Linked DNA regions of Homo sapiens: region 2 is linked to region 1. Evidence: chromatin contacts called from ENCODE Hi-C or POLR2A ChIA-PET data. All regions are on one chromosome and are shown on one strand. Each heading gives the region's core, a stretch centred on a gene start or an enhancer-like site at or near the end of the contact. The rest is flanking DNA. Distances are from core to core; before and after follow the strand shown. Region 1 overlaps SGMS1 (sphingomyelin synthase 1). Region 2 overlaps SGMS1 (sphingomyelin synthase 1).

Region 1 (3,812 bases), core at 47-2,546:
GAGGTCCATCAACAGATGAATGGATAAAGAAAAATGTGGTACCGTAGGAAGATGTTGAATGTTTCCAACACAAAGAAATGACAAATGTTTCCGATGATGAATATGCTAATTACCCTGATCTGATCACACCACATCATATGTATTGAAATCTCACTATGTATCCCATAAGTACATGTAATTATTATATGTCAATTAAAAGAATAAACATTTTAAAAGGAAAATGTGGTGTATATATATATATATATATATAAAACAAAGTATTACTCAGCCTTAAAAAAGAGGAAAATTCAACCATGTGAAACAACATAGACGTGGAAGACGTTATGTTAAGTGAAATAAGTCAGTCACAGAAGGACAAATACTACATGATTACCAGGGAACGGGGGTGGATATGGGCAGCTGTTGTTCTATAGATATGAAGTTACATACAAAACAAAATGAGTAAGTTCCATACATAGTACAACATAGTGTACAATATAGTGCCTATAGTTAACAATAAGACATTATGCACTTAAAAATTTAAGAAGGTATATCTGGGCCAGGCACAGTGGCTCACGCCTACAATTCCAACGCTTTATAAGGCTATGGTGGGTGGATCACATGAGGCCAGGAGTTCGAGACCAGCCTAGGCAGCCTAGCAAGACCCCATCTCTATAAAATAAAAAAATTAGCCAGGCATGGTGGTGCACACCTGTAGTTACTTGGGAAGCTGAGGCAGGAGGATCCCTTGACCCCAGGAGTTCCAGGCTGCAGTGAGCTATGATGGTGCCACTGCATTCCAACCTGGGCGACAGTGAGATGCTGTTTCAAAAATAAATAAACTTTAAAAAGAGGGTATATCTCACATTAAGTGTTCTTACCCCCGTCACCCTCCTCCCCCCACACACAAAGGACACAGGAAACTTTTGGAGGTGATAGATATGTTTATTATCTCGACTGTGGTGGTGGTAATACAATACAAGTGTATACATATGTCCAAACTCATCAAATTGTATACATTAATTATGTGAAGGTTTTTGTATACAAATTATATCTCAATAAGGCTAGGGAAAAAACAAAAGCAAGAAAGCTATGGCCCAAGCATAAATACATTTCCAATACCTTCTGAAAGGCTTTTTAAGTTCCACAGAAAATCAAAACAGAAATAAAGGAAAGAAGTATAACTGTTCATGTTAACACATGTTTCTGATCTTCCCAGAGCTGTTTTACTCCCAGAGCCCTAGCCCCATTCACATCCTGCCTGAGCTATGTCCACTACAGCACCAACCTCAGCGGCATCTGCCTTGCCTCTTCCTTTCCCTCTGGCATCACTTCCCATGTTAGAGAGAGTGGAACCTACAGACACTTTCCCAGCAAAAGTCAAGCAGGAGATGGGAACCACACCAACCACCTAACACTGTATTACTCGGCCCCAGCTTCTGATCCATGAGGTACCCACTGAGAAGACAGGTAATGGATGTGCTGAGGCAGCTCACCCTGCAGGTGAGACCCAACTTCTTTAAACACAATGGCCAGTTCATCCTCATTATAGACCCAACAGTAAATCTCTCAGAGAATGTCATAACTGTGACCTCCACACAGGCATCATATACTGAGGTCTCTTGTGAAAAGCCAGCAACCTCTGAAGCCCCTGATCGAGTACACTCATCTCAGAGTCACCCTTGTCCCCACTTTCCTCCCAGCAGCCACCACAGCTGCCACTGGAGGAGCACGCCCCTTTTGGCAGAATAGCCAAATTCCATAAATGCCACCCTTTCTTCTCATCCCCCTCCAAAAGCAGGGGGAGTCCCATAATAGATAGAATATTTCATTCATGCTCTGTCTGAAGAACAATTTTTCCCATAGAAAAGCTGGGCACGTGAATTCTCAACCAGATGAGGGGCCTATTCATAACAATCTCAAATGACTAATGACAAAGCTGTTGTCTGTCTCATAATAGCTCACAAATTTTTTGAATCAGAAAATCATCTATGTCATAAGTGCAACCCTTATTTCCGGAGAGCACTTTTGATGTCACCCATTGCACCACATGTATATACATAAGCTTCTGCCAATAGAAGTGTGTTAAAGAATCCAAATTATAATTACCACATGCTAAGTGCCAACACCATGGTGGCAAAAGAAAAGAATGTGAAACAATGGTTGTCCTATGGGCAAATAATCTAAATCCACTTGGAAACTGTAAGTATTTGGCTCTTCCTTGGCTCTTTTATCCTGTCATCTATAAATACTGCATAGAGCTGGGACTTAAAGCCCTGGGAGTGAACTAGTTCTAGGCAAGATCAGAAACTGGTAGTATCTACAAAGAACAGTGATAGTTTTCCTTTTCATAAAAAAGGTTTAGTTTCTTTGGCTGGCCCTCAGAATTCAGAGGAGTCTTTTGGAAGACTCAGGCTGCTTCCGTTAAGCTAGGGGTAACTTGCTTGGGCTGGAGCTTTAAAAGTGCACTTGTGGCAGAGGCAACAACTGTGATGATCAACGGGGATGACACAGCTCAGGAAAACCCAATCTGGGTGATGGTCAGTTAATTTGTCATCTTCTGCATGGTTCCCTCTTAGCAATAAAAACCCTTGTCTATGTCTTTAATGGACATAGCTCCTACAGTTCATTTCACTACCATATACATTAGGAACAAGAAGACAGATTTGGAGAGCATGAAGAAGACATAAAAAAAGTATAGAGAAAGGCAGGAGTAGCTAATTAAACAACAACAACAACAAAAGGTCCCTTTCCTAACGTGCAAGAATTCGTAATTTATTCATATTTAGTCCTTTTAAGAAACCCAACAAACAACCAGGCATCTCTGCAGTACTGTCCTTCCTCTTAATTTTAATGCAACCTCAAAATAATATAAAAAATTACCCCTAGATTGTTTGTGGCTTTAATAACAAGAGAGAAAGGAACTTTCTATATTTAGGAAACCTCTGAATCTGATTTCCTCAAAGGTTCATAGAGTAATAACAGGCCAACGCTTTTAAGTGGAAAGCAATTTCTCTGTTTTGCACACAGCCCTGCACATGCAAGGGGAAGTATCTTGGGCAAGCTTCCATAGCAATCAGCATGAAAGCAGAGAGGCTTTCCTTTCCTTTCCTTTCCCAGTGGTGAAGTTACAGCTATTAAAGGGCTGCTACTGCACAGAGCTGCGAAGCTTGTGAAGGGGACTTCTGTTATCTAATCAGCGCCAGGGCCAGAAATGACCATGTTGGTTACTACACAATGACTAAGTGTTCCAGTAAGCTAGAAGGAAGGACTGGTATTTGACAGAGGATACATGTAACGTTCAGAAAAGACAAGAAGCAACTGAGCTTATCACCTCAAGGAGCAGATCATGAAATAATCCAAGGTCAGTTAGCCTATAGTAAAAGAACCACTCTGCTCTTCTAAAACTGCTTAATTTTTGCAGAGACCTGCTATCAGAAAGGCTAACAATAGCTTTTTACCTGTTCTCTGATGGTCTGAGCTTGAATGCTTTGTGGAAGCATTTATGAGGGATCAAAACCACAAATACAGCCCCGCTCCCTTTGCGGTATTTATGTCCAGTCTCTTTAGCCTGCGGGAATGCCCTTTGTGGGTGGTCAAGGACAAATGGCATTAAAACCTATTAATTCAGCTTTTCATGTAAGAAGACTTAATGTGTCAGCTGCATTTTAATCTAAGGATTATATGCTTACCCTTGGAAAATTCTTTCAGGAACATCAATAAGGATTTTTTTCTACAATTTTTATTTTTTATCACAAGGCCCAATTATCATTTATAAATTTATTGGTATTTTAACACCTGAAATAAAAGCTCTTAGCTAAGAAAAAGAGGCA
Region 2 (4,074 bases), core at 758-3,257, 37 kb before region 1:
TTTGTTTTTTCCACACAGTAGCTTTCTGATCAACGGACAAAGTAACCTTTTCTCCAGAAAGTTTGGAGTATGGAGCCTGTACCTCCAAATCTCAAACCCTCCTACTGCTAAGACTACTCACCTGGGATGGTGTCAGAGATAAAATGTTGGGGTACTCAGCCCTCTACCCCATTTCATGATGCTAACACTTAATTTACTTAGCATCATCCTGTTTCTTTTCTTTTTTTTCTTTATATATATATATAGATATATATATATTTTATTATACTTTAAGTTCTAGGGTACATGTGCACAACGTGCAGGTTTGTTACATATGTATACATGTGCCATGTTGGTGTGCTGCACCCATTAACTCGTCATTTACATTAGGTATATCTCTTAATGCTATCCCTCCCCGCCACCCCCTGCCCGCCCCCATTCCACAACAGGCCCCGGTGTGTGATGTTCCCCATCCTGTTTCTTTTTGTGAAACCAAGGTTTCAGTGGGACTACATGCTGGTAGTTTTTGAAATAGGAATGTTGCCTGAGTGGAACAGTAGCTGCTTAGGATTATTCCCTAGGTCATAGAGCTTGTCTACATTGTACCGTCAGGAAGAATGAGGTTACAAAGCAGAATTCAAGAAGAGTGACACCTTCACTGTGAGAGCACAAAAGCCATCCAAGAAGATGGCTTCAACCATTTGCTTATTTACCCTACAAGTAACTAAGCTCAAACTGCATCTATTAAGCCATATGAATCCCATTACATATTAAATGTTTGGTCAGTTCTCAAGAAGGCACTGCTACTCAGGAGGCTGGGGCAGGAGGCTTGCTTGAGCCCAGCTATTCAAAGTTACAGTGAGCTATGATTATGCCACGGCACTCCAGCCTGGGCAACAGAGTGAGATCCTGCTCTGGAAATACAGAGATTAAACAAATAATAATAAGGTGCTGGATAAGATGCAGATAAAACCAAAGAGCTTATCAGGGGTGGGTGGGTGGGCTCACACCTGTAATCCCAGCACTTTGGGAGGCCGAGGCAGGCAGATCATGAGCTCAGGAGATCGAGACCATCATGGCTAACATGGTGAAACCCCGTCTCTACTAAAAATACAAAAAAATTAGCCGGGCGTGGTGGTGGGTGCCTGTAGTCCCAGCTACTCAGGAGGCTGAGGCAGGACAATGGCATGAACCCGGGAGGCGGAGCTTGCAGTGAGCCAAGATCATGCCACTGTACTACAGCCTGGGCTACTGAGTGAGACTCCATCTCAAAAAAAAAAAAAAAAAAAAGAGATAGCTTATCAGGGGTGCCTTCAGCATTCTGGACAGGACAATCCTTCATTAAGTGGGACCCTCCCACTCCCAACTACTGAAAGGTATTTAGCATCCCACACCCTCAGGACATTAAATCCTGATATACACACCCCTCATCATCATGACCACTGAAAATGTTCCCACACATTTCAAAACACCAGAGGAGAGGGATGACACCATTCCCCACTGACAACTTCTGTGTCTACTTAGTGGGATGGAATTCACATTCAGGAAATGACAGAAAACAATACTGATCTGGAGGTGGAACTGTGAGATAAAAGCTGTAAGTATCATTAAGTGGTCAAAGGCGATCCAAAAGAGTAGAGCAAGTTTTGATAAGAACAGGAGATGGAGACTTGTAACCTTCCCCAGAATCCAGTCCAGGGTTAAAGTCTGCCATGAAATGCCTTCTCATCAACACCCTGGATTTCCCCTACTTAAGCTGATTACATGAACTAATACAAGGAAACCACCGAACTCGGTGAGCAGCACATCCTACACACTTGGCAATGCCAACTTTTAAAACACAGGTATTGTTCCTGTCCTCCTGCTCAGGGCAAGCGTTCTTGCCATGTGGGCATCCAGGGAGGGCAGAACAGTGACAGCCCTGGTGAGCATGAAGGGCACTGCTGGCCTTCCCCTGCCGGGCTTCTCCAGAGGACTCAACCATAGGCCCCACCCATTCACTGCTGGACTGAGGAGATCTGACCCCTGTCTAGTTCCTTCCCGCCTGTGTCAGCTGTGGTCAAAGGGCCATTGTTCCCGGAAGGCCAGTGTGTTTTAGCCATCTAGGAACAATGCCCCTTGTTGATCCTCTGTGCTCCAGTTGAATAAGGTCATAGACTGTTTTCAACCTTAGTCACAATCAATATCATCACCTTTTATTGTATAGTGTTGGCATTGATATGTTTTCTGATAACATCTATATGCTCAGGTGAGACTGAAAAGGTCGGTGAATGAGCCATCTTTTATGGATCCTGTTCGAAATTTATTAATGACACAGTATACACTAAGTATTATATGGGACCTGATTCTCAAACTTATGGAGCTTATTTAAAGTACAAAGTGATCACTTTAAAATGCAGTTTTCTGGGCCTCTCAAATTCTGATTCAGTAAGTTGTGGGGGCATGAACCTGCAAATTAACCATCCCCACATGTTTCTGATACAGGTGATCCATGGGTATGCTTTGTGAAACACTGCCACAGAATGATAGTAAACTGAATTTAAAATGAGCATCTTCTTCTTGATGTTTTATATTCTATCTCCTTGAAATGGATCTTTCACTAGCAAAATAAACATTAAGTAAAAGTCCAATGGAAACAAGAAATCAACTTAATTATGAAAGAAAATTAGAGTCCCTGCTGTAAGGCTCATATATAGACATGATAAGCCTATGCAACTGAAAGTTTAATTTATGTGTATATAAAATTTACATTTTAGTCTGCATAAGAGAGTGGCTAAACAGAAAATGATTATTTATGTCAAAGCATACTGAATGTAATTATACAACCTTATATTTGAATATGCTCTACTAATTTTTCAGTATTTCTTACTTAATCTTCATGAAAGAATTATCTTATCTTACAATCTGATGACCTGTATTAGACTGGCATGAAAATTAAGGCATGAAAAGTTTATGCAACATGTTTAAAGGTCAATACAAGGACCTAAACATCCAGAAGGTGATGACATTTTCTGCTAGATTAGAAATGTCAAATAGGTTTCATGCCACATGCCAATTCACACAGACCAGTAGAGTACTAAGAAAGCCAGCCCAGGGGAAGGATGTGGTGATAAATTAGTAATAAATAGACTGGCTCGTCTGGCAGGTAAAAAAAAATGGTGGCATCTGTGCCACACCTCATGCTAGATATGCCAACTCTCAGAGTATTTAGCAGCACTTAAAATACTCACAATTACCACTACTCTCATTCTTTCACTCAACAAATATGAATAAGCATCCACTATATGCCAGCCACTAGACATATACCAACAGACTGCTATCAAGGGGGTCAATGTCATGCAATAAGGTGGTTTCTAACCTAAGGCTTTCTCTGACAAAATGAGATTTAAGGGGGAACTAAAGAAATAATTAAAGTCAACAATTTGAAAAAAGAGAGAGGAAAGTGGAAGTGAATGCTATCTCAGAGAAACCAAAACTAAGCCACCATGACTGGATTGAAGAGGGGGAACACGGAGGGCTGGGGATTAGTGGGCAACTGCCAGGTCATGCGAGTCACTAAGGTTATGAAATTATGATTTCAACTTAAGATCATGGGAAGTCATGGAAAAGTTGAGTCCTGCAGGTTTGTTTGTTTTTTGTTTTGGCTTTTAGGGGAAGGAGGTGAATTACCAGATTTCCATTTCATAAAGAGGGTGGAAAAGAGTCACAGTGAGTATGAATAGCAACTGCAGTCACCCAGGTGACTGGACCAGGAGGGTGGATTTGAGATACTTTTTGGAGGCAGAATCAACAGAAACTTGGTTTGGGAAAGAATACAGGGGATGACAGCATGGAAGACCAAGATTCAGCTCTGATTGAAGTGCTTCAGATACATTCAATTAGAAACTCCACAAGGCAACAGGACCAACCAGCGTTGGAGACCTTGGGAAAGGACTTTTGAAAATGTGGGGGTTTCAGGCACAGAAAAAGGTAAGATCCAAACAAAACACTAATTCTTTATCTTCTATTTTCCGATTCTAGTTAAGTTTTATAATACTTATGCTGTTATACTCATGAAGACTTAATCCAGTAGAGATGTTACCATGTAAGTCTCTG

Evidence for each region. Hi-C counts contacts between places; a loop is a spot of excess contacts on that map. ChIA-PET counts read pairs that join two places held with the same protein, here RNA polymerase II (POLR2A). Pooled maps may share reads with other maps.
Region 2: a loop to region 1 is called in a pooled map, with 5 times the contacts of the local background. The contact joins two enhancer-like sites. A Hi-C loop is called at or near these places in 1 of 168 maps with a recorded cell type or tissue (Caco-2), 1 of 37 single-sample maps with no recorded cell type and 2 of 50 pooled maps. POLR2A ChIA-PET finds 5 or more read pairs at or near these places in 7 of 52 experiments (AG04450, CD8-positive, alpha-beta memory T cell, H1 and 3 more).

What each region holds. Positions count from the first base shown.
Region 1 is chr10:50,574,736-50,578,547 of GRCh38, forward strand. All of the region lies in intron 2 of SGMS1 (sphingomyelin synthase 1), which reads right to left. Among named protein-coding and RNA genes, the nearest start is that of SGMS1, 47 kb to the right of the region's middle. Within about 2 kb of position 1,297, at least 4 of the 41 ENCODE cell types and tissues checked have a DNase peak (open chromatin) inside an H3K27ac peak, as active enhancers do.
Region 2 is chr10:50,537,209-50,541,282 of GRCh38, forward strand. All of the region lies in intron 2 of SGMS1 (sphingomyelin synthase 1), which reads right to left. Among named protein-coding and RNA genes, the nearest start is that of SGMS1, 85 kb to the right of the region's middle. RefSeq lists a silencer at 1,341-1,635 and an enhancer at 1,628-1,837. Within about 2 kb of position 2,008, at least 5 of the 41 ENCODE cell types and tissues checked have a DNase peak (open chromatin) inside an H3K27ac peak, as active enhancers do.